Regions from separate parts of the Mus musculus genome. Here regions 2, 3, 4 and 5 are each linked to region 1. A link is a loop called in an ENCODE intact Hi-C map of the cell type or tissue named here. Cell type or tissue: heart. All regions are shown on one strand. Region 1 holds the start of Ifitm3 (interferon induced transmembrane protein 3). Region 2 has its middle 3.0 kb from the start of Ifitm2. Region 3 holds the start of Pgghg (protein glucosylgalactosylhydroxylysine glucosidase). Region 4 overlaps Gm51459 (a long non-coding RNA gene). Region 5 holds the start of Bet1l (Bet1 golgi vesicular membrane trafficking protein like).

Region 1 (5,000 bases):
CTAAAAGGGGCTGCTCCCCCCCTTACTCTCTAACCTTCCTGCACCTGCTTCCCCCTCCTCATTCCCCACTCCCTCCGAGTGCTCATGGCCAGCCTCTACTTCTCTGTTCTCTCTCTCTCTCTCTGCCTTTCTCTGTCTCTACTACCCTCTCAACCCCCTCCCCATGAATAGAGAATAAACTCTGTTCTATGCGATACCACCGTGTGGCTGGTCCCTCAAAGGGAAGGGACGCTTCAGCGTGGGCCTGCAGAGGCCCCCCCTCCCCCAACATATGACTGCATAGCCACCGAAGATATTCCTTCTCTCTCCTCTTTAAAACACAAGAAGTACCGTTCATCCCACCTGTCTATGAAGCCAGGAGAACTGGCGTTCATAGTGAGAGGCTCTCTGGGCACTCTTTATTGCTGAATAAAGAATAGAGGGTTCTTTGGGGCCTGGCTGGGACCTTGATAAGGAACAGTGAGGTTCTGCAGCTGTGAGCGTGAGCTTGGTTGACTCCAGGACCCCTCACTCTTAAACACTGAGGTTTGGGCCTTGGGACAAGTCCTGACTTGGGCTCCTGGCCTGGAAGTTCCCCTGATTCACAATCCTTCCTGACATCCTGCCCTGGAGTAATTTGATCCGCAGGCTTTTTAGATCCCCGCCCCTCTGAACCCAGAGCAGTTTCATCAAGCCAAAATTCAGGAAAAGGAAACTTCTGAGAAACCGAAACTGCCGCAGAAAGGGCAGACCCGCAGCGCGCTCCATCCTTTGCCCTTCAGTGCTGCCTTTGCTCCGCACCATGAACCACACTTCTCAAGCCTTCATCACCGCTGCCAGTGGAGGACAGCCCCCAAACTACGAAAGAATCAAGGAAGAATATGAGGTGGCTGAGATGGGGGCACCGCACGGATCGGCTTCTGTCAGAACTACTGTGATCAACATGCCCAGAGAGGTGTCGGTGCCTGACCATGTGGTCTGGTCCCTGTTCAATACACTCTTCATGAACTTCTGCTGCCTGGGCTTCATAGCCTATGCCTACTCCGTGAAGGTGAGTGTGCTAGAATGGGGGGAGTGATGGTGTAAAAAGGTGTGTGTGAACCTGAAGCTCCATCTACCCAGATGGCACCGAGGTATGAGTGTGGGGTCCTTTGTTTAAAATAAGTTTGTGTTCATTCTTCTGTGGTGTGTGTGTGTGTGTGTGTGTGTGTGTGTGTGTACACGTGTAGGCTTAAAGGCTCTCTGGGGGCAGACACAGGGTGAGGCTGCCTGGGGATTCTGGAGTCAGACTCTTCCAATGCAGAGATGCCTATAGCACCTTCACTCAACAGACTGGGATTCTAGCCTGTGTGGAAAATGTTCAGGAGATTCATGGGGAACAATAGCCTACAGTGGGGTGAACAACAAGTGCTAGGGCCTCCTGGATGATCAGAGGATGTAAAATGTTCCTGACCTAAGATGGGGAGATGCAGTCCACAGGGAGTACGTCAGGAAAACTGTCAGAGCATCTGCCTATCAGCTCCAGGGCCACTGACCGTGTCTATCTGTTCTGCTCCAGTCTAGGGATCGGAAGATGGTGGGTGATGTGACTGGAGCCCAGGCCTACGCCTCCACTGCTAAGTGCCTGAACATCAGCACCTTGGTCCTCAGCATCCTGATGGTTGTTATCACCATTGTTAGTGTCATCATCATTGTTCTTAACGCTCAAAACCTTCACACTTAATAGAGGATTCCGACTTCCGGTCCTGAAGTGCTTCACCCTCCGCAGCTGCGTCCCTCCTTGCCCCTCCCTACACGCAGGTGTAACACTCATTTATCTATCCACAGTGGATTCAATAAAGTGCACTTGATAACCACCATCCTATGACTGCTTTTATTCCTCCCACCCCTCTATCTTCCTTGCTCTGAGGTGGACATGTAGGTTATCCTCAATTTGGCAGTAGTCTCTGGCCTGCTGTTGTGGACATTTGCTGGCCAAAGTCCTGGATGGTATTTGGCTGCTTCAGGCAGGGAGAACTCAAGCTTCAACTGGCCCTGGCCCCACATTTCCAGGGCACCCAGTCCAGTTCAGAAGTGGAGGACCAGGTCTGGGTCCGTATTCTTCTGGACGAATACTCTGAACCAGACAAGATGGTGTCAAAAGTTCCATGCCTGCTTCCCGGGGGAACCCTGGGCTGATCCTGTCCAGGATTTGCTGGGTGCTGTGGTGGGGGCCTGGTGTCCCCTACTGGTCCCACAGCAGCGATGCAGTTCATTCCTTGTCGCCCTGGAGCCTAGAATGACCTTTTAAGGCTCAAAGTCGCTGCCCTGGCGCCCCCTGCCGGCACTCTGCAGGTACGGTGGCCGCGTGGTGCTTCCATTCCCCCACCCCCCCACCGACCCCGCTCCCCCGGACCCTATATGGTAAGGGAGAGCGCCAATCACGCCTTCTTGTGCCGGGGTATGCAGGACTCACCTCTCTGGTCGGGATCCTAGTACCCACGTTTCCACTTCACTTAGTGCATTGAGTTTAGGAGTCTCCTGGGAATGGATGGGCGCTATCTGTTTCTGTTGGTGCAGGGGTCAATCATTCATCTCATAGCTGCCTTTCCAAGGGAACTTATTTCTGGTTCCCAGAGGCAAGCACCTCAAAAGTAGCCTGGATCTATGGGACTCCGTTTGTCCTCCTAAATCATTGTGGTGGGGTTTTAATGTCACCATCATACCCAGGGCAGCACGGTGGATCTGAAGTGCCTTGGTTAGTGGAAAGTCGCTGTAGTGGTTGCAGCCAGGAATTTGGGAGTGGGTGTGGTGGGTAGAAAGGGGTGGGGGCACTTTTGCAAGTTAAAGGGTTTGGGTTTCTTATCCAGGGTGGCAGAGCCCCAACTTGTTCCCCAGTCCGGATTCTGACAGCTGACCTGCCCAGCGGGGAATTTAACCACCAGAGGGAAACAAAAGGCAGCTTCAAGGGATGTGCCTAGCGCTCTTCTCACCGGCACAGGATGTCAGGCTCCCTGGGAGGGTGTGTGGAAAGAAGGATTGAGCAATGGGGTTTACAAACTAGCTCTGAGGTATGGAACAAGATTCCCCTGCTGGTGGGGAGCCTTCCTCTCCGCCAAGCAGCTATGGTTTCCCAGAACACACTTTTTTTTTTTTTTGGTTTTTCGAGACAGGGTTTCTCTGTATACAGAACACACTTTTTTACCTTCTTTTCTTTTCTTTCTTTTTTTCTTTTCTTGGTTTTTCGAGACAGGGTTTCTCTGTATAGCCCTGGCTATCCTGGAACTCACTTTGTAGACCAGGCTGGCCTCGAACTCAGAAATCCGCCTGCCCCTGCCTCCCGAGTGAGAACACACTTTTATAAAGGAATCTTGTCTTATTGGGGATTGGCTGAGTACTAAGAGGATACAAATGAAGCAGGATAGAGATGGGAAATTAGGAGGACATGGGAAGGAAGAAGCCCCGTCCTGGCATCTAGATTGTCTTCTTCACTGACTGAGAGTCAAGAAACTTGATAAAGCCAAAATTCCCTCCATGTCTGTCTTAATACATTCTGGTATTGTTGTTGCTGTTGTTTGTTTCGTTGTGTAGCCCTGCCTGTCCTGGAACGTAGACCAGGCTGACCTCGAATTCTGAGACCTGCCTGCCTCTGCTTCCTGAGAGTTGAAATTAAAGGCATGTGCCACCACGGCCTGGCTCCTATCTTAATACTTAACAAACCTACTAACTGTTTGGCGCTGTCTTGTCCTGACATTTTTCTGGTTATCAAGGGTCAAACCTTACCTCCTTTATAGAAGAGCTTAAGGGGGAAGGAGCCTCTCTGGGCACCAAGGGCAGTGCTAGGCATCGGCTGGCTCCCTTACTGCTGCAGCTCTGATGGAAGGGAATCCGAGGGCCACATTACCCAGGGCGAGGATAGCAGGAATTTCTGGGGAGGCAAATTTTCTGTCCAAGCCTCTAGTTAAGAATTGACCTACCCCACAAACCTGCTTAGGGAACGGGTACTGGAGCTTTTTGTGGACTTGGAAGTCTTTTCGACTGAGGTAAAACTGTCATAGCACCTGATGATTCTTGTCCTCAGAAAGCGGTAGCCAGGCCCCGCACAGCCTCCTTCATGCCTAGAGAACCTCTGTCTTAGTTGGGGGTTCTATTGCTGTGGTAAAACACTATGACCAAGAGCAACTTTTATTTGGAGGAGACGGTTTACTGGCTTGCTCCCCATGCCTTGCTCAGCCTGCCTTCTTATCCTACCCAGGAACACTTTCTCAGGGGTGGCACCATTCCCAGGGAGTTGGGCCCTTGCCATCAGTCGTTGTCTTAGGGTTACTGTTACGGTGACGAAACAGGGTTTGTTTGGCTCACATTCCCACATGTCTCAGGGTTTTAATGCTGTGAAGAGACACCATTACCATGGCAACTCTTATCAAGAAAAACTTTTTTTTCTTCCTTTCTTTTTTCTTTTTTTTTTTTTTTTTTTTTTTTTTTTTTTGGTTTTTCGAGACAGGGTTTCTCTGTATAGCCCTGGATGTCCTGGAACTCACTCTGCACACCAGGCTGGCCTCGAACTCAGAAATTCGCCTGCCTCTGCCTCCCAAGTACTGAGATTAAAGACAAAGACAAACTTTTCATTGAGGCTGGCCTACAGTTTTAGAGGTTTGGTCCATCATTGTCATGGCAGAATGAATGCATGGCAGTGTGCAGGCAGACGCAGTGCTGGAGAGTTCTCCATCCAGATAGGCAGGCAGGCAGCAGGAAGGGAACTGAGGTGAGCTTCTGAGACCTCAAAGCTGTCTCTTAGTGACACACCTCTTCTGAGAAAGCCACACCTGTTCGAACGCAACCACACTTCCTAATAGTGCCACTCCCTAGGGCCAAGGATTCAAACCCGCAAGTCTGTGGGGGGCCATTTCTACTCAAACCTCACAACACTGCTCTTCTTCGTTTGAGGAAGTCGGGACTGGAACTCAAACAGGGTAGGCACTTGGAGGCAGGAGCTGATGTAGAAGCCATGGAAGGATGCTGCTCATCAGCTTGCTCAGCTT
Region 2 (5,000 bases), 50 kb after region 1:
TATAACTCCACAGTCTTAACTGACTACAGTACAAGGTTCATTTTTACCCCCCCCCCCATTTTGACTTTATTTATTTATTTATTTAGATTTTTTTTTTGAGACAGGGTCTCTTTATGTCAGTGGTTCTCAACCTGTGGGTTGTGACCCCTTGGGGAGACAAATGAACCTTTCACAAAGGGTCTCCTAAGGCCATCTGCACATCAGATATTTACATTACAATTCATAAGTAGGAAAATTATTGTTATGAAATAGCAATAAAAATAATTTTATGGTTGGGTATTACCACAACATGAGAAACTGTATAAAGAGTTGTAGCATTTGAGAACCCCTGTTTTATGTAGACCTGGCTGTCCTGGAATTCAATATGTAGAGCAGGCTAGCCTTGAACTCATAGACATCTGTCTCCTTCTGCCTCCCCAGGGCTGAGATTAAAAGTGTGTGCCACCACACCTAGCCCTTGCTTGGCTTTTAAAGCCCTAGATGGGGAGTATAAGAAATCAAGATCATCCATAATATTGTATAAAAATGTATCAGCTATTGCCCAGATGTCTCATCATGAAGTGGTTTAGACAGGGAACCTTATTCAGATGAACATTTTAGCCAATCTGAAAGGCTTCCAGGTGTTCTTAATTGTTAAACTGTAGGGAATTACTAAATGCATTCACCTATTGTGATAAGATCCAACTTTCCAACAAGCAATCAAAGTAAAAGACAAGCGGGGCATGGTGGCGCACACCTTTGATCCCAGCACTTGGGAGGCAGAGGCAGGTGGATTTCTGAGTTCGAGGCCAGCCTGGTCTACAGAGTGAGTTCCAGGACAGCCAGGGCTATACAGAGAAACCCTGTCTCAAAAAAACAAAACAAAACAAAACAAAACAAAAAGAACATTGGGGCTGGAGAGATGACTCAGTGGTTAAGAGCAATGACTGCTCTTCCAGAGGTCTTGAGTTCAATTCCCAGCAATCACCCATCTGCTTTGTGTTTGTTTTGTTTTGTTTTGTTTCAAGACGGGGTTTCTCTGTGTAGCCCTGGCTGTCCTGGAACTCACTCTGTAGACCAGGCTGGCCTCAAACTCAGAAATCCACCTGCCTCTGCCTCCTGAGTGCTGGAATTAAAGGCGTGTGCCACCATGCCTGGCAAGATTGTCTTAGTTAGAGTTTCTATTGTTGCAGTCAAACACCCATGCCCCAAAGCAATTGGGTGAGGGAAGGATTTATTTCACTTGCAGGAGTCAGGACAGGAACTTAAGGCAGGAAGCTGAAGGCAAGAGCTGATGCGGAGGCCATGGAGGAGGGCTGCTTGCTGGCTAGTTCCCCAAGGCTTGCTCAGCCTGCTATCTTATACCCTCTAGGCCCATCTTCTCAGGGGTGACAGTGACCACAATGAACTGGGTCTTTCCGTATCAATGATCAACCAAGAAAACGCCTCTCAGGCTCATCCATCCGCCAATCTTATGCAAGCATTTAAAAAAATTTTTTTTTTCCTTCTTTGCAGATAACCCTAGCTTATTTCAAATTGATCTTAAAGACTAGTCAGCACAGAGGCATAGAGAAAAGTCTCTCTTAAACCAGAGTAAACATCAAAACCCTGTACCAAAATATAGTACAGACCTGGTTAGGACAATCCCTGGGTAGCTTTTCTAAGAAGGTTTAAACTTTCTTACCTCCTATAAATTCTTTCTTGTTACTTTAATTAGGCTCTGCCTTTTGTCCCCTGCTTAATTAGCATCCGGTAATTGGTTTCTTTCATAAGCAGAGCCTCTCCAGCTATTGGGAGGAGTCAGGGAACAATAGCTTTTTTTGAGATGCTTGCGGCTGACTATAAATCCTAATCTAAGGACATTGGGTTTCCTGAGGAGTGTATTGTGGCTGTGGGTGTGTGGAGTTGGAAGGTAAACTGTTTTGATTGTTCCTACCAAAACTGACAGAATATTCCTGGTTTTGTTTTAAAATGGGTCTTGCTTCTGGTAATAGTCAAGCTGGAGTATAAACTAGGTTGGAGTCAAGATGTTGACTATTAAGGTAGCACCCCGGGGGCATCTTTCCTCAATTCTTTTCTCTTTAGATTGCTGCAAGGTCATAGATCACACGGAAGCCCGTGTAAATTTTAAGTCACTCCTGCCCCCAGCTGGAGAACTCTCGTCAGAACAATGAATTCCGCTTTTAGAGGCTAACTTGGAATTAATTTTCAGCCTCTGTGACCTCAGTGAGTCTCCCTTCAGCATACCCTGAAAGCCTGTGTCCTGTCCTGTCCCGATCAAACTGCTACATCTGGGAGCCCTGCAGCCTCGGGCTGGGAAAGTGTGGAATCTTATAGGTGTGACCCAGCAGGCAAAGCTTAGTGCTTTATACACAGGAGTGTCGTAGAGAAGCCTCAGGGTTGGGATCTGGCAGAGGGAGCAGAATGAAAAGTTCGATAAATCTTATAGCTAGTGCTGAAGTTTGTTGGGAGTCTGGCATGCAGCAGAATTTTAGCAGAGCTCTCCTATCTAGGCTCTGAGGTAGCCTTTTGTCAGTGATGGTTATCTGAGAGTTTATGGGGTGGTTCCTTTGAAAGATTCTCAGAACCTTTGCAATAACTTGGTATCCAGACACTCCAGGCAAACCAGTAATTCTCACAAGGGTGAGAATTGTTTAAGGTGAAGGTTCTCTCAAAACAACTCCTAGATCAGATAAGAAGTTTTGGTGTGCAGAAATCGACTTGCTAAAGGTGTCTTTTTGTGTAACAATAAAGAGGCTCTGCAAAAAGGGTCTGAATTTCCCCAGCTGGCTCCCGAGAAGCCTAAATTCATCCTGTAGTTCTTTCTTTGATCAATCTCCTCGTGTGATCCAGAACACTAACACTGGTACTTGTTGATTCTGTCTTCTGAGACTTAGCCGCGGAAGACCTTCAAGTTGAGACCTTAAAGTGCAGAATGTCATTGGAGGCACTTGATCTAGTTTTTGTCCAATAGCTGGAGAAGCTTGTCTTATAAAATGTACAATGGCTTGGCCTTTCTGACTCTCAATGTCCAGATTAATATACGTGTCCATGGTTTCAGCTCTAAAGAGATCAGGGTTCTCAGAAGCCATCAGTGTTATTCTCCATAGCCTTTTACACTTAGGGGTGTTTTATCCCTCCTATAGGATTACTTCACTGTTAGAGGTACTATCTCTATAGTACACCAAACCATAGAGTCACCAGTAGGTCGTTCCCCTACTCTTTCCTGTAAGCGTCTTGACACAATCTGCAAAGCTCCCCATCCAGTCCTGCCATGGAAGTTAGCCTGGCTATAACAGCATTCTGAGGGTGAGACTCGTTAGTTCATGAATGGTGCTAAAGCTCAGATATGAGACTTTTCTAGGTTAGGTCAATGCCACAGTGAGACTTTTGAGTTCTTTAATGAAGGTGGAAGAGATCCTAGCTAAATTAGCCTATTTGGATTGGATTTGGGAAAGATCAGTGTCTTAGTTACTGTTCTATTGCTGTGAAGACACCATGACCAAGGCAACTCTCATAAAAGAAAACATTTAATTAGAAGTTTGCTTACAGTCGTAGAGAGTTAGCCCATGATCATCATGGCAGAAAGAAGGCAGACATGGTATTGAAGCTATAGCTGGAAAGCAGGGGGAGAGAGAGAGAGACACAGACAGAGAGTGACAGAGAGAGAGAGAGAGAGAGAGAGAGAGAGAGAGAGAGAGAGAGAGAGAGAGAGAGAGAGAGGAGATTGGGCCTGACATAAGCTTTTGAAACCTCAAAGCCCATCCCCAGGGACACACCTTCTCCAACAAGGCTACACCTCCCGATCCTTCCCAAACAGTTCTCCTAACTGGAGACCAAGCATCCAAACATGTGAGCCTATGGGGCACTTTCATTCAAAAGTGAGATTCACTCAGAGATGAGACAGAGAGGACATGCACAGGGCTCACTAGGAAAAAGAGCCACACCTTACCACCTCTGACTTTTCCCCTAAAATGATTTTCATCTCTCTCACACACACACACACACACACACACACACACACACACACACACACACACACACACACACACACAAAACCAAGAACAACCCCCACACCACCACCAAACCAAACAATAACAAAGACACCTTACCCCACCCTCTTTCCCTTTAGCCCCTGGAGGCTGCTCACCTACTTCTGACCTGAGAGCTGTTCATAAGGCTTATTCAGGTTTAGCATATATCAGAGCTTTCCTTTTTCATTTGCCAGTTGATAGACATCTAACCTCTGTCTGTTGCCTGTCGTTACGAATGCTGCTGTAGACATGAGATACAGGCATACAGGATACGTATAGACATGTGTTCATTCTCTTACACACGAGAAGTGGGATTCTGGGTTGTAGCTTCGATCTGCCCACTGCCTGCAAAGCCTGCAGCATCAGTGGTGTGGTTTCTTTGCTTCTAAACTACAGTGCTTCCTAATGGGTATGAGCAGTGTGCTGCTGGGGCTTTGATCTGCATTTTGCTAATGAGCAAGAATGTGGAGCCTGTTACCCATTGTGCCTCTTCTAGAAGAAATGTTGAGTTCCCCTTTCGTTCATTTTTTTAAAATTTTTACTTACTACTTTTTATTCATTTATTTAAGACAAGCTGTCATGTAGCCCAGGCTGGACCTTGAACTGATTCTCCTGCTGACCTTTCCCAAGTGCTGGGATTACAGACATGTGACCTGCTCCAGCTTTTGAGGCTCTGATCGATGGTGATGGTTGTACAAGTAGAGGCGAACAAGGGCTCTGTAGTTAGACTCACTGATCTCCTCCTTGCTCCATTCTGCCCTGTGGGATGAAATTTGGGTGCTGGGGGTGGGGGTGTGAGGTTACTGAATGGGTTCAAGTGTCAAACGATTTGTGTCCTTCACCACCAGGGAACTTCCCTTGTTTCTAGGACGCTCAGTTCCCTCACTGCTTCTGCCGGGAAAGACTCGGAGTTCCCTGTGTAGCCGTACTCCTACAGGCTTCATTTTAGCAATGGCTGTTTCGCAACTGGTAGGAAAACATCTGCCT
Region 3 (5,000 bases), 67 kb after region 1:
GGGCACGAGCACTGGTTTGCATCACGCCTCTAGGGAGAGCTTGCTCTCCGGCTGCCTGACCTCAGCTTTCTTTGACTTCATCTGTCAAATGGGCCACTGTGCAGACTTCACAAGGTGTCAGACGTGGGAGTGGCCTCGAGCCTTCCCTCTCGCTATTCCCTCACGCAGTGGCCGCTGATCTCCATAGGCTACAACCTACAGTACTGCCTTCTCCAGCCCTTGCTTCCCCCGCACCCAGCTGCTCCTGACAGTCCCAAATCTTCCCAGACTGTATCTCTCCTTGTATCATTCTTCTACAGTCTCTATGGTTTTTCCAGTCCTTTTGTAAGCTCCAGGCTTGCACCTGGCTCACTCTGAGGCTCTGGTGTTCTTAGCCAGCTATGAGGCCCCTTCTCTGCTTTCAAATGTTGCAGACCCTCAGCCTTTGCGCCTTCTGTTTGCTCTAACCTGGACCACTCTTTTCTACCACATTCCTACACACCTTTCTTCTGAGAAACCAACCATCTCTTCCAGGAAGCCCTCCTATCTAGAGCTCCCATGTTTGGTCTTGATCTCAGGTAGTGCAAAGGCAATGCCCGGAATCTTTGCATGCAACTCCCCCTGTGTAACCAGTGCAGGGTAGGATGTACCTGATCCCAGAAGATATGGCCCCAGTAGCATTCCTCCTTACTCCCATTGGAGAGTCCTCCGGGGCTAAGCCCATGGCTGATGAATCCTTGAGTGCCAGGCTGGGGAAGCTCACTGAACAGGTAGTAGAGAGAGCCACGAAGGGCCTGGCGCAGGGCCAGGGGCCCAGCCACATCCAGGCCACAGCCTGCCCAGAGCCGGCCCCAGGAGTCTGCATGGATTGTATACAGAACACCCCTGGTCTGCAGCTGTAGGGCCTCAGCAAAGCAGTCCTGGGCTTCAGCCTGGCTGCTACCCACAACAGTCAGAAACTCCCAGGTCCTGTCCTTCTCCTCTTCCCCAAGGGTCAAGGCTGGGGGGACAGGCATCCATAGCATATGCACTTCCTGCTGTGGCTCTCCAGGCTGCTCAGGGTTAAGTACGTGGCCATGCAGGTACCTGCAAGGGCATAGCTGAGTCTTAAGAAAGGGCTCGCTCTGCTCTCTGGGCTACCTAGATTTACCCAGTGTGATTCTTACCGGAGTCCCTGGAAGTCAGGCCCCACACGCAGGTCCAGGTCTGGGCTTTCGGGGGAGAAGTCTGCCCGTAACGGCACTGTGATGGGTTTGTTCCCTGTGGTCAAGCGTGCAATGGACACACTGAAGACCAGGACATGGGGTAACACACGGTGAGCATAGATCCGCTGGGAAGCCCGGAAGCTGGGGCCTTCCAGGGTGTGGAGGAAGGAACCTAGGGAGGGTTGGGGAAAGGCAGACACACTCTCAGTACCACAGAGCACCATTACCTTCCTGGGCTGGGAGTGGGGTCCTTCAGACCTCAGGCTGCCTCTCCCCACTGTGTAGTGGGCCCACCCAGATGAAAAGAAAGCAAGAGCAACCACACAGGCCTCATTTTGGGAGGCGGCTTTTTCATGTTTTTTTTTTTCTTCTTCTTCTTCCTTAAATTAAAGGCTATGTGTTTACATATTTTTGTGATGCATCTTGATGTGTACTGGAGGCTGAGCTCCAACTCTCCGTCTTCCCGCCTCAACCTTCCCAGTACCAGTGCCAAGGTTACAGGCCTGAGGCACACATTGGTGGTTGTGGCCCCTTTCCCAGCTTCATGGACAAGTGAGGAGCAATAGGTTGGCACGGGTTGGTGACAGCTAACCTGTGTTGGTGTCCAGGGTAAAGGTCTCTGTCAGCTGTTCTGTCCCTGCAGGGGCCTCCAGCTGGACATTGAGGGGGCTGGGCAGACTGGCCCGGTGAGTGTCCCCGACAGCTCCATTGTACACACCGTTTATATGGATGGTGTCATGATACACACGTGTACCTAGGTATGAGTTCGTTACAGTGGCCCAGAGCCTGGGGTCACTGGGCAGACAACGGGCACTGAATATGGTCGGGTCATCTTCAGAGCCGTCCATGGAAAGCTGCCTCAGCCCAGACGGCCTGGAGGAGACAGTTAACAGTGACTAGCTGGACTTTCCTCCACACGCACACTCACAGTAAACCCTCAAACTTGGCCAATCCCCACAGGCGGTGAGGGGAGTCGGGGGCTAGCTGCGTAGCTACCCTAAGTAAGGGTTGCGGGCGCCAAGAACATTCTTAAATTAAGAAGACTGCCAGGAGCCCAAGTGAATCTGTAAACAAGTTCTCTCAGCACCCACCGCCGACCTCCCTCTTGTGAGCTCCTGAGCCAGCTTCCTTAAGTAAGAACTGCTGAGGTAGGAATCAGGGAGTTCTTCGCGGGCCCTAAATCCTCAGGGAGGGTGAGGCCGGACGGTGGAGGAAGAGGAACCCGGAGATTTGGAGAGGGACAGCAAGGAGAGGCGTTGGGATTGGGGAGGAGGGACCGGATGGGGTGGATGACGACGATGGGGTGGGGTGGGGCCGCAACTGGGGAGTAGCGGGACTTGCCCAGGAAATGGAAAGAGGAAGCCCGTGTAGGGGTGGGGTGCGGAGAGGGGGATCGATCGCGAGTTGTCGGGAAGAGAGACTAGGGAATAAAGGGACGAAAAAGAGTTCAGAGTACTCAGTGAAAGAGGGTGAGGGCGGGCTGGAGAAGAGTGTGGGCTGTTTTTGTAACTCACCGCTGCCCTCTCCACTCAGTGCGGGGATCCGGGTGTAAGAAGGCTCTGTGGGTGCGAGCTGCCCCTGGCGGTAGGAAGAAGAAGCGGCCCTGCCGCGTGGCAGGTGGGCGGGTCTGAGTTTAGGCGGGACCTGGGAAACTGTCATGGTTTTGGGGAAGAGACCACGCAATAGGACTAGGGGTTAGTTGAGCTTTGGCTCTAAGATGTATGCAAGGCTGGGACAGACCTGAGATACCACTCTACAGTGACGTTTAGTGACTAGAAAGGACCCTGGCTATTTAAGGAACAGGATGCTTGTAAGAAAAGCCTACCTCATGCAAACCTGAAAGAAGTGGGTGCTGTGTAAAAGTTCCACAGCCGAATGCTTTTCAGACTTTCCCCTTAGCTCACGGGACCTTTCCTATTTAGGGAAATTATTTCATTTTTATGTTTTATCCTATTTTTGAGTGGTTGGCCTGACTCTTGGTATGCAAACCCAGCTGTCCTCAAACTCACAGAGCTCCAACCTACTTCTGCCTCTTCAGTGTTAGGGTTAAAGACGTGCACACTACACTGAGCAGTATTTATTTATTTTGATTTAATTAAAATATAATTACACCATTTCCTCCTACTCCTCCCATGTATGTCCCACCCACATTCACAGGACCTCTTTTTTTGGGGGGGGGGGTTCCAGACAGGGTTTCTCTGTGTAGCCCTGGCTGTCCTGGAACTCACTCTGTAGACCAGGCTGTCCTCAAACTCAGAAATTCACCTGCCTCTACCTCCCAAGTGCTGGGATTAAAGGAGTGCGCCACCACTGCCAGGCACAGGACCTCTTTTTTTGGAAGAGTTTCTTTTTTCTTTTCTTCTTCTTTTTTTTAAATGTGTGCTTTTTATGTAAATGAGTGCTCTATCTGCACGTCCACTTCCATGTTAGAAGAGGGCATCAGAACTTATTGCAGATGATTGTAAGCCACCATGTGGTTGCTGGGATTTGAACTCAGGACCTTCAGAAGAACAGCCAGTGCTCTTAACCACTGAGCCATCTCTCCAACCCCTGGGACTCTTTTTAAACCATTGTTGTTACATATACATATAAGGAATAAATAGATAAACACCACCTGTGAGTCTGTTCAGTGTTGCATTTGAGTATATGTTTATGGGGTTGCATTTGAGTATATGTTTATGGGGCTGACCACTTGGTACTGGAACACCAATAGGAGGTGTAAACCAGAACAGGTGCCAGGTTGATGTTAAAGAGCCACATTGTTACACATTGTTATTAAGTCTCCTACAAGAATCCGTTTCTGTTTCTTAAGCCTGATGCATCCTGCAAACCTTGCTTTCCAACCTGTGCTGAACTTGTGACTCCATCATGTGTGCCTACCCCTTTGCCTTGCTAAACTCCCGAACCTGTGATACGACTATCCTTTTGCCTTATGAAAATGTCTTCCTAGATACCTTGATGACTCCCTTTCCACGTGATGTTTTCTTGCACTTATTTTTATTGCCTCCTTTCTAACAGCCAATTATCGCGACATCTGTTTTCTATCAGCCCTAACCTTTCTCCATAAAAGGAACCTCAAAAGCCAGTGAGGGGCTGCTCTCTGAAATCCTGACTTTAGGAGAGACAGCCAGCTGGCCAGTTGTAAATACAGCTTGCTTTAATCAGACACTCAGGAATTGTTTGTTTCCATCCCTACCACCCCTCCTCCTTCCCCAGGTCTAAAAGAGGCTCATCCCCGGGGAAGACTAATTCTCCCTCCTTCTGCAATAGTTAATTGATTGTAGCTCTTCATCTAGGGGAGGGGCCCCATGAGCTTTCCCTAGCTAGCTGGCTTCCACTAGGCTCCTCCCAGGGACCTAGCAAAGGCCAGCGCTGCTAGGTGATGGACTGCTCTCTTGCTCTCCCTCGCTCTCCCCCTCTCCCCTCTCCTCCCCCTCCCCCTCGGCTCCCGCTCCCTCTCTCCTTTCTGTCCCTCTCTGCGCCCACTGCCCCCTCCCCCATGGCTCTGCCCTGGTCTGTCTGCCTGTCCACTTGTCTGTCTTTACCCCTGCTCCGGGTCCTCACTCCTCTTCCTTTCCCCAGGAAACCTCTTTTACACCAGATCTGTTGCATGGCATAATTACACACGGGCATACCTTGGCATGGGCCCACTATATACCACCTCCTGGCATTATATATACTTCAGTTGTTGTTGAAAGTGTGCAGTCTTTAGGCATCTGTAATTGTTCAGATTTCCTGGGTGTAGCTTCCCCAACACAGCATGAATGCATAATTTCACAGAAGATAGCTTGGTCATCAGGCTCTTACAAGCCCCTC
Region 4 (5,000 bases), 170 kb before region 1:
ACATAGTGAGTTGAAAGATAGCCAGGGTATGCAGAAAGATTCTGTCTTTAAAAGGAAGAAAGGAGGAGGGGGGAAGAAGAAGGAGAAGGAGGAGAAGGAGAATAAGGAGGAGGAGAAGAAAGAAGAAAGGAAAAAAGAAAGAAGGGAAGGGAGGGAGTGAGGAAGAGGAGGAGGAGGAGGATGGAATAATGAGACTATGGTTGATCTTTTATTTTTCCTCTTATCAAAAGATTTAACTTTGCTCTTTGTCTCGGGCCTGAGTTCGTAGGCGCAGCCAGCCTAGCGAGGTCAACATGCCGGTCGCCAGAAGCTGGGTTTGTTGCAAAACCTATGTGACCCCACGGAGACCCTTCGAGAAATCGCGTCTCGACCAGGAGCTAAAGTTGATTGGAGAGTATGGACTCTGGAACAAACGTGAGGTTTGGAGGGTCAAGTTTACCCTGGCCAAGATCCATAAGGCGGCCCGGGAGCTGTTGACGCTGGACGAGAAGGATGCCTCTGTTTGAAGGCAATGCTCTCCTGCGGCGGCTTGTTCGCATTGGGGTGCTGGACGAGGGCAAGATGAAGCTGGATTACATCCTGGGCCTGAAGATTGAGGATTTCTTGGAGAGGCGGCTGCAGACCCAGGTCTTTAAGCTGGGCCTGGCCAAATCTATTCACCATGCCCGTGTGCTCATCCGCCAACGTCACATTAGGGTCCGCAAGCAGGTGGTGAACATCCCATCCTTCATTGTTCGCCTGGACTCTCAGAAGCACATCAACTTCTCCCTCCGTTCTCCTTATGGTGGCGGCCGTCTAGGGCGAATGAAGAGGAAGAATGCCAAGAAAGGCCAGGGCGGGGCTGGAGCTGGTGATGATGAGGAAGAGGATTAATTAATACTTGGCTGAACTGGAGGATTGTCTAGTTTTCCAGCTGAAAAATAAAAAAGAATTGATACTAAAAAAAAAAAAAAAAGATTTAACTTTAACTTTTAAAAGATATTTTAGACTTATTATTTTGTGTCTACATGTGGTTTATATGCTTGTTATATATGTCTGCTCACCTCATACATGCTTGGTGCCTGAAGTCAGAAGAGGGCATGCAATCCCCTGGGACTGGAGTTACAGATGGTTGCGACCCACCATCAAACCCGGATCCTCTGGAAGACCAGAAAAACTCTTACCCACTGGCCTGTCTCTCCGGCCCTTAACTTTAAAAGATTAATTTCTATTATTTGTAAGGGTGTGTATGTGTGTGGGTGTAGCTGTCTGAGGCCACACATGTTAGATTCCCCGAAGCAGTTAAGTTGTCTGGCAGCAGTGTGGGAAACAACTTGAATTCTCTAGAAAATCATTAAGTACTTCTAACTACTGAGCCATCTCTCTAGCTCCTTATTCTTATTTATTTATTTATGATTTTGTGTGTGTGTGTGCCATGTGTGCAGGTGCCCTTGGAAATCAGAAGAGGGTATGGGGACACCTGAGCTGTACAGATGGTTGTGAGCTACCCTCAGTGGGTGCTGGGAACTAAAGATGGGTCCTCTTAGCAGCTGAGCCATCTCTCCAGCCCCTATTTTTATGATTTGTACATGTGTTCTTTAAGATTTATTTTAGCATGTGTATCATTCCTATCTGAAATATATATTTTAAAGATTTTTTAAAATTCTATATATGGAGCCAGGCGTGGTGGCATATGCCTTTAATCCCAGCACTTGGAAGGCAGAGGCAGGCAGATTTCTGAGTTCCGGGCCAGCCGGGTCTACAAAGTGAGTTCCAGGACAGCCAGGGCTATACAGAGACACCTTCTCTCAAAAAACAAAAACCAAAACAAAACAAAATTCTATATATATAACTGCACTGTAGCTCTCTCAGACACACCAGAAGAGTGCATCAGATCTCATTACAGATGGTTGTGAGCAATCATAGGTTGCTGGGAATTGAACTCAGGACCTCTGGAAGTGCTCTTAACCTCTGAGCCATCTTTCTGCCCACCCCCACGACCCCCATTTCCCCAAAAAGTCTTTTTTAAAGAAAGCTGTCTTATTGGATTTCAGAGGGTGATAGCCCCGAAATGTTGAGAGCAGGTGTGTTCTGGTTTCTTGAAAGAATACCTTTCCACATCTCCAGAATTCCACAGTCCCACTATAGCAAATACCACTCAGCTCAGCCACTGGAGAACAGCTGTGGGTGCTGCCGTGGCCTCTGTGGACCATTCACCTGTCAAGCTGAGGATCCTCCGAGGTTTCTGATGGATCGGGGCATGAACTTCATGATTTATTTCTAGTATTCCCACTTTCACGGGCAGCCTGGGTGGGTTTTCAGCGACGGACCTTTCCTCTCCTGGATGTTCAGCTTCATGTTCAGCAGGACTCATCGTCCTTGAATGTTGCCAGCTGGCGTCCACTAGAGGGAGCCAGAGCCCTTTACAGCTGGTCCTGCTCCTGAAATGGCTTCATTAATAGTAAAGAGCACAGAAGCAGCGCTGTGTTGCATTTTTTCTTTCTTTCTTTCTTTCTTTCTTTCTTTCTTTCTTTCTTTCTTTCTTTCTTTCTTTCTTTCTTTCTTTCTTTCTTTCTTTCTTTCTTTCTTTCTTTCCTTCCTTCCTTCCTCTCTCTCTCTCTCTCTCTCTCTCTCTTTCTATTAATGTTTAAATTTTTTTCTTTGTTGGATATTTTCTTTGTTTACATTTCAAATCTTATCCCCTTGCCAGGTCTCCCTCCAGAAACCCCCTATCCCATCCTCCCTCCCCCTGCCTCTATGAGGGTGCTCCCCCATCCACCCACCCACTCCTGGTTTCCTACACTGGCATTCTCCTACACTGGGACATCGAACCCTCACAGGACTAAGGGCCGCTCCTCCCCCCTGATGTCCAAAAAAGCCATCCTCTGCCACCTAAGTGGCCAGAGCCATGGGTCCCTCCACGTGCACTCTTTGGTTGGTGGTCCAGTTCCCGGGAGCTCTGGAGGGTCTGGCTGGTTGACACTGTTGCTAACCCCCATGGGGCTGCAAACTCCACCAACTCCTTCAGTCCCTTCTCCAACTCCTCCATCAGGGATCCCACACTCAGTCCAATGCTTGGCTGTGAGCATCCGCCGCTGTATTTGTCAGGCTCTGGCAGCAAGCACTTCCCGGCATCTACAATAGGGTCTGGGTTTGCAGTCTGTATTTGGGATGGATCCCCAGGTGGAGCAGTTTCTGGATTGCCTTTCCGTCAGTCTCTGCTCCACATTTTGTCTCCATATTTCCTTCTGTGAGTATTTTGTTCCCCCTTCTAAGAAGCACTGATGCATCCACACTTTGGTCTTTCTTCTTCTTGAGCTTCATACAGTCTGTGAATTGTATCTTGGGTATTCCGAGAAGTACAGTTAAAATTTGTGAACTTCAGATTTTAACATGCCATTTGTTACATTGAGGACTTGAAGCTGTGTTTTCTAAATTTATTTATTTATTTGGTTTATTTATTATTTTACATAAGAACACTGTAGCTGTCTTCAAACACGCCAGAAGAGGGCATCAAATCTCATTACGTGTGGTTGTGAGCCACCATGTGGTTGCTGGGATTTGAACTCAGGATCTTTGGAAGAGCAGTCAGTGTTTTTACCCGCTGAGCCATCTCTCCAGCCCCTTCTAAATTTATTTGTATTTTATGTAATGAAAATCAAATAACAGCATTGTATAATATTCCTCTACAACTTGTCAGTAATTTGGATTGAATTGTTAGTAGTTACTTCACAAAGTCTGCAAATTGCTGTTTAGGAATTGTTAGGTGAAATGTGTGCAGAAGAGGCTTGCTGGTTGTCCAGATGGCTGAAGCGTGGGATGCTGCAGGTAGCTCTGTGTAGCCCTGCTGTCCTGGAACTCACTTTGTAGACCAGGCTGGCCTCAAACTCAGAAATCTGCCTGCCTCTGCCCACCAAATGCTGGGATTAAGGGCGTGCACCACCACTGCTTGGCGAATATTCATTTTTTATTTTCTTTCTCTCTTAAACTCAGAGGAGCCACCGTGAAGGAAAATGCAACCCAAACTTAGTTCAGAAACAATGGTAACTCAACCTCTGTATGCAACAAATAAAACCTAATCTTGTAAGCCTTATTAAAATCTGATTCCGCAGGTGTTGAATCCTTGCAGATCCGCCATGATACTGGGGAAACTCTAGCAGCTACATCTTACCCCTCTGCTGTCCCCATTCCAAAAGGGCACCCTGTTTCACTTCTGAATTCTACCTGGTTTTGTGTGTTTTGTTTTTAAATATTTATCTATGTCTACTTGCATGTATGTTTGTGTGACAGAAGAGGGCATCAGATCCTGTTATAGATGGTTGTGAGCCACCATGTGGTTGCTGGGAATCAAACTTAGGTCCCCTCGAAGAGCAACTAGTGCCTTTAACCCTTGAGTCATCTCTCCAGGCCCTGGATTCTACCAGTTATATCTGCCCACACATGTCTACTTCCTCAAATTATGAGAATGTAATAGAAGATATAAAATTAAAAAATAAACATATTAAGGAAAAAATCCCATGAGACATTGAGCATTGGAAATATGGCTCACCTGAACTGAGATATCTCAAGAGCAATATAACCATAGGGCCTCAAGTATTGAGTATGAAAGAATGTGAACAATTACGTTCAATTTAATTTAAAAATACTGATTACATTCAGAAAGGATATTTTGGACATACTGACTTAATGAAGATTTCACCTGTTTCTTTTTAATTCCTCTTTAACATTTATTTAATTCTTTGTGTATGAATGTGTACGGGTGTGGGCATGCCACAGTCTGAGGGGAGATCAGAGGACAACTCTAGTCAGTTTTCTTTCCCCTTCATGTGGGCTTCCATAACAGAACTAGCTTGTTGGACTTGATGACAAGTGACTTTCTCAAGTGAGCCATCTCCTGCTTCTTCCCAAGTCTTCTCTCAGGAACTTTTCCTGCTATTAGGTCCTGTGACATCACATCTGTAGGCAGGCACCCTACGTTTCTTAAGACCATCCTGGTCTACAACAAATGCTAGTAACGCAAT
Region 5 (5,000 bases), 150 kb after region 1:
CAGGTGGTACCCCAACTCAAATTTGGTGGGGAGATTCTGCAGACGCTATCTGGGCCATTATGTCTGAGCTGAGATGCCAAACAATCTCTCGAACCTGAGATGAGCAGAGGCACCAGCAAGAGACCATACTGCCTCCGCCTAAGGCCCTGTCTCTAAGTTCATAGCTCTTCTCTTAGCCATACCTGAGTTACCTAGGCTCTCTGGAAACAACACTGGTGCCCCATTCCCCTGATGAAGTCAAAGGTGGGGCCTGGGCCCCCAAGTGCTTCTGATTCACAACTAGGGTTAAGGACTTCTGTACCCATACCTAGGAACTCTTGCCGTCCCCAACATTGTGAGCCCTACCCCTCACCCGTGGAACTCCTCTGTGCGGTCCCCAGCAGCTTCAACCATCACGCAGTGCCGCAGAAGAGTCCCCAGGTACCGGTAAAGGGCAGCATCTTCCTAACCAAAGACAGAAAGGGGCTCCTGTGAGATCGAACCCCTGTTCTTGTGGCCACATGGAGTTGATCCCTAGACGCTGTGCACAGCACATGTGGTGCTTTTGGCCACCTGAAGCACTGTGGAGAATACCCACCTGCAACCCCATGCACAGTGCGGCTCAGGCACCTTCCCTGAGTTCCCGCCTACACCATCCTCTAGTCCTCGCCATATCTGATACCCTGCAAGCTGAGGTACAAAGGGAAGCAAACTGTCCCACCCGAACTGAGTCTCAGCCAAGACTTCCAACCTACCTCATCAACTTCCCTCTTGACAGAGTCAAAGGTGATATTAAAGAGCACTTTGAGGATCTCCATGGCCCTCTCCGTCTCTTGGGCTGGAAGCATCACCGGAGGGTTTTCTTTGGGGGCCACGCCCAGTGTTAGTTCCAGCGCATCAGTCAGCAGGCGTACACCGTGCAGCTCCTGAAACAGTTGCTGGCGCACATCCGTGCGAAGGGCTGTTAGCAGGAAAAGGAGCCTCAAGTCAAAGAACTGGACTTCGTGGGGATAGCTCCTCTTGCGGTACAGTCCCACACGCTCCGCTAGCCTCACCACCAGGCGAGCCTCTGCTGCTAGCATCTGTGCTGTTGGACTGCTGAGCACAAGATTACACAGGCATTTGAGAGACTCGAGGAGGACATCCATGTCTGGGGACTGTGGGATGGGTTCCTCTGAGACGGTAATGTCAGCATAGCAGGCTAGTGCATGTAAGCTCTGGCGGCTGGCAAATGAGTCCAGGCAGCTGCGGTCTCGGGATAGGATTCGGATAGTCTGCAGCCAGGTGACACGGTGCTTTGGTGACAAGCCCTGCTCCAGGACGGAGACCAGTAGCTTTGCGAGTCTCTGTGGGGTCGAACAAAAGTGGTTCCACTAGGCCCTCTTCTTGGGGTCAGCCCGTGCCTGCCCTAGGAGCCCTTGGGGCTGACACCTACCTTCCTGTCCTCCTGCTGGGCATCATCGAAGGTGAAGCTCTGAGAATGCTGCAGGGAGACCCAGGAGGCTCAGATCCACATGCAGGTAGGACCCGTGCTCCTCGAGTCAGAGCAGACCTCTGAAGCAGCATCCATCGCTCTGAACCTTAAGGCAAGGCCCACCCTAGCCTCCCATACACCTGCCCCACCACACGCCACCACAGAGCCACCCGAGGGACCAGCCCACCACCCACCGCCGTGCTCCCTGCCACCACTCGCACGCACACCCCAGCCGAGTTGCGCGCACACCCCTGCTTCCTCTCTTCCTGAAATTTCCTCGGCAGCCGGATGCCTCTCACCTCCCGGTTGAACGACCGCAGAGCTTCTGTCACCGCATCTTCCTCTCCGGTCTCCAAGGCATCCGCAACTGCCCGGGGCTCCATGGCCCCTGGCACCGGGTGCTGGAAGGCTTGGGCTGGGAAGACGCAATCGGCCAAACCCCGGGGCTCCGCCCAGGTCCGGAAGCCCGGCGTCCACGCGTGAGGGATGCTGGGAGAGCAGCCGAACCCAAGGGTGTGTACAGGCGCCTCCGACTTAAGGTGGAGCAACCCGGCTGTGGTCGCTGAGCGGCTAGTCTTGGAGCGGCGATGCTAGCTAACCAGCCAGGCAGTGTCCTCCTTTTGAGCCCTCCTCTCTAGCCCGAGTTCCTGGCAGGCGGGGGGTGGGGTGGGATGGGAGGGTGGGGAGTGGGGTGTGGCTTGGCCCGCGCGTGGACCGTCCTCTTTACGCTCTTGTCCCCGTACTGTGATAAAAAAGGGAGCGCCGGCTCCTGGCCGCTTAATCAGTTGGGGAAGACGATTCTCGCGATCCAGGCCTTGGAGCTCATCTTCCATAGGGAATAGGGAAAGAGAAGTACAACGACTTGGATGGTCAAAATAATGCACGTGGTTAGCCGGGCATAGTGACGCACGCCTTCTTAAATCCCAGCACTCGAGAGGCAGAAACTAGCAGACCTATCTAAAAAGAATAGCCACCAAAGTAATACGGTTATTCTCAAGAAAATTGCAGAGAAGGAAGTGAAGAACACCCGTGGAAAAGCCACTCCCGCGAGAGGAGCAACGGAGGGGCGGCCAGCCGAGGCGTGTCTGAGGTTAGAAGCGTAGGAGCGCTGTGTAGCGGGGAGCCAGGTCCGCACGCCACTTAGCTGAGTCGGTGCCCCACAGTGACACATACAAACAGTGCTCCAGTGGATGATGTCACCCGCCGTGCTAACCGGCTCTGCCCCTACTCAGTGGCAGGCCCCGGCCGTCTCCTTCACCAGTCTCTTTCGGGTCTGCCTGTCCTCCCCATCCAGTTGGATTTAGCAGCGCCAGAGGCATCCGACTGATTTACTGAGCTGGTTCCTAGCCTCTGCTCCAAATTTGGGTCTGAACACCTGCTCCGAGTAACACCCACAGCGCAGGACTAATATTGCTGACCAATCCGTGGGTCCGAATGCTGGTGGCCCGCCCTTCCCTTATTTACATTCCCGAGAAGCACTCCAGGTCTGTTTCTTCCGCTTCAGAACCTTCTCCCGGAAGTTATTAGCCCGGAGGCGGAACCGGAAGACCCGGGTACTGGTGCCACGTCCGTTGCTGTGCTGCGAATTCCCTGAGTGGGACCCTGGAGGGCGCGATGGCAGATTGGACTCGAGGTGAGAGCACTTGAAAGGCAGTAGAGGTAGGAGGGGAAGTCTAAGTCTGGAGCTGGAGACATCGCTCGTTTCTCGGTGGAAGGACCTGCGTGGGGTGGCGCTTACGTATCCCTGGAAAAACAGGGCCGGATTTCGCCTGGCGCTGCCTTGGAACCCAAGCCGGCATGCCATCAGTTTTGTGTGTGGTTGATGCCAAGAGCTGGAAGCAGAGGGTCCAAGCAGGGTTTTACTAATGAGGGGCCTGAGTGCCTCGGTTCACACACATTCCCCGCCCCCGTGCCTGTGTTCAGTGTGACAGTTGTGATACTGATGCTTCGCCCACAACGATGACTATGCAGTGGTCGGTAGGACACAGCCGTCTGTCTTTCAGAGTCTGGTCGCACTTGTTTGCTGGTGCTGCTGGCCTTCCCCTTAGGTGGGTCACATCGAGGCTGGGTGGGTGGTTTTTATGCTTCAGATCGGTGCTAGTCACACTTAGGGGGGTGATTCTCAACTACCTGTCCCTGTCCATCGGAGTTAGGTTTCCACGAGCACAGTGCTCTGGGCATTCCAGAGATTCTGTGTGGGTTGCAGACATAGGGCGAGGTAGTTTCTACAGTAGAAGGACTTTCTTACACTTACCTTGGATCTGATTTCCAAGTCCTCCCCACACAGCCTTCCTGTCACCTGCTGTGCCACCGGCTGTTCTGTTTTCCCTATGGTCCCTATCAGAAAGTACTGTTTCCCTTTGAGACCGGCCCCACACCCTCAGATGACAATTTCAGCTAAGGCAATATTCACTTCGGTTCAGGAACAGTATACAGCAGGGTCGTGTATGTAGATTGATTGGATCTTCAGGCTCCCCAGCCCGTCCTTGCCTGGGCATGCACACAGGTTCTCACACGACCCATGCTACATGTCTGATGTGTAGGTGGTCAGCCTGTTGGAGCATAGGGTGGGACGTGCTAAGTTAGCAGAAGTATATGGGGGAATGCGCTTAGATGTCTCCACTGGAGTGAGGAATCAGGGACCACATGTCTGAGGGAATGCTATCCTTCCGCCTCTTTCTCTCACAGCTCAGAGCTCTGGTGCTGTGGAGGACATTCTGGACAGAGAGAACAAGCGGATGGCTGACAGCCTGGCCTCCAAGGTGACCAGGCTTAAATCGGTCAGTGGTGGCCCTCTTCCCTTCCGTGAGATACTTTGGTGGGTGGGGCTGAGAGGGGAGGAAGGAGGCCGTGTGCTGTCTGTGGGCATTGCTGACTGGAGAAGTGCTTCAGGTAATAACTTGGCCTTTTTTTTAGCTTTCTCTGGTAATAGGTACTTTTCAGAGTCGTGGGTAAAATGTAGCTGGTCTGAAGGGAAGGTGGGCACTACTCTCTGTGGCTTTGCTTGACGGTGCCTTCTGTATCCCAACCAGCTGGCTTTGGACATCGACAGGGACACAGAGGACCAGAACCGTTACTTAGACGGCATGGTAAGTGCCCGCGGTACGGGTACGTACAAATCATAGTCAGCTCCGCCCACCTGCCGTCTGCTCTGCTGGGTCTTCGCTGCTAGTGTGGTTGGGTAGTCAAGGGTCCCAACTCTATGTGACCCTGTTGGGTCTCTCCCACAGGACTCAGATTTCACAAGTGTGACTGGCCTACTCACGGGGAGTGTGAAGCGCTTCTCCACGATGGCACGGTCTGGGCGAGACAACCGGAAGCTTCTGTGTGGTATGGCTGTGGTCTTAATCGTGGCCTTCTTCATCCTCTCCTACCTCTTGTCGAGGACAAGGACGTGAGCCAGTGGGAGCCAAGGGCAGCCAGGCTCTTGTACACCTGGCATCCTGGTTTCCTAAGGACCTGACTACAAAAAAAAAAAAAAAAATCCCTTTGAAATTATCATCATGGGTCATTCATCTTCCTAAGTCAGGACGACTGCAGCTGCCTC

Evidence for each region. Hi-C counts contacts between places; a loop is a spot of excess contacts. Peaks named below come from ENCODE experiments on the same cell type or tissue, not always from the same donor. Only the 100,000 strongest peaks of a DNase experiment are listed, where the experiment ranks them.
Region 2: it touches region 1 in a loop (5-fold over the local background); 17 of 42 quality-filtered maps call a loop at or near these places.
Region 3: it touches region 1 in a loop (6-fold over the local background); 16 of 42 quality-filtered maps call a loop at or near these places.
Region 4: a loop joins it to region 1, with 6 times the contacts of the local background. A loop is called at or near these places in 6 of 42 quality-filtered maps.
Region 5: it touches region 1 in a loop (2.0-fold over the local background); 2 of 42 quality-filtered maps call a loop at or near these places.

Annotation. Positions count from the first base shown.
Region 1 is chr7:141,006,427-141,011,426 of GRCm38, reverse strand. It overlaps Ifitm3 (interferon induced transmembrane protein 3), which reads left to right and starts at 683. Exons shown (of 2, transcript NM_025378.2): 1 at 683-1,030; 2 at 1,538-1,837. The coding sequence starts at 782. The coding sequence ends at 1,702. In heart, a CTCF peak has its summit at 2,905 (motif pointing right); DNase peaks (open chromatin) are centred at 656, 1,626, 2,226, 2,716 and 1 weaker place; H3K4me3 peaks cover 2,155 bases; H3K27ac peaks cover 2,209 bases; H3K27me3 peaks cover 987 bases.
Region 2 is chr7:140,956,492-140,961,491 of GRCm38, reverse strand. It overlaps a transcript of Ifitm2 not described here. Among named protein-coding and RNA genes, the nearest start is that of Ifitm2, 3.0 kb to the right of the region's middle. In heart, a CTCF peak has its summit at 2,145 (motif pointing left); a DNase peak (open chromatin) is centred at 2,201; H3K4me3 peaks cover 1 bases; H3K27ac peaks cover 448 bases; H3K27me3 peaks cover 1,525 bases.
Region 3 is chr7:140,939,342-140,944,341 of GRCm38, reverse strand. It overlaps Pgghg (protein glucosylgalactosylhydroxylysine glucosidase), which reads right to left and starts at 2,951. Exons shown (of 14, transcript NM_145387.5): 1 at 2,699-2,951; 2 at 1,777-2,057; 3 at 1,146-1,356; 4 at 630-1,065. The coding sequence starts at 2,032. In heart, a CTCF peak has its summit at 2,772; DNase peaks (open chromatin) are centred at 801, 1,771, 2,461, 4,491 and 1 weaker place; H3K4me3 peaks cover 1,931 bases; H3K27ac peaks cover 2,881 bases.
Region 4 is chr7:141,173,758-141,178,757 of GRCm38, reverse strand. Gm51459 (a long non-coding RNA gene) reads left to right here. Exons shown (of 3, transcript XR_003946684.1): 3 at 1-111. It also overlaps the pseudogene Gm5905. Among named protein-coding and RNA genes, the nearest start is that of Rnh1, 7.3 kb to the right of the region's middle. In heart, CTCF peaks have their summits at 2,375 (motif pointing right) and 3,510 (motif pointing right); a DNase peak (open chromatin) is centred at 2,377; H3K4me3 peaks cover 34 bases; H3K27me3 peaks cover 983 bases.
Region 5 is chr7:140,854,307-140,859,306 of GRCm38, reverse strand. Bet1l (Bet1 golgi vesicular membrane trafficking protein like) reads left to right here and starts at 2,924. Exons shown (of 4, transcript NM_018742.5): 1 at 2,924-3,086; 2 at 4,142-4,233; 3 at 4,486-4,542; 4 at 4,684-5,000. The coding sequence starts at 3,068. The coding sequence ends at 4,851. Ric8a (RIC8 guanine nucleotide exchange factor A) reads right to left here and starts at 1,910. Exons shown (of 10, transcript NM_053194.4): 1 at 1,753-1,910; 2 at 1,415-1,462; 3 at 735-1,325; 4 at 353-444. The coding sequence starts at 1,836. In heart, no CTCF peak of the experiment used is centred here; DNase peaks (open chromatin) are centred at 281, 976, 1,946 and 2,896; H3K4me3 peaks cover 3,850 bases; H3K27ac peaks cover 3,976 bases.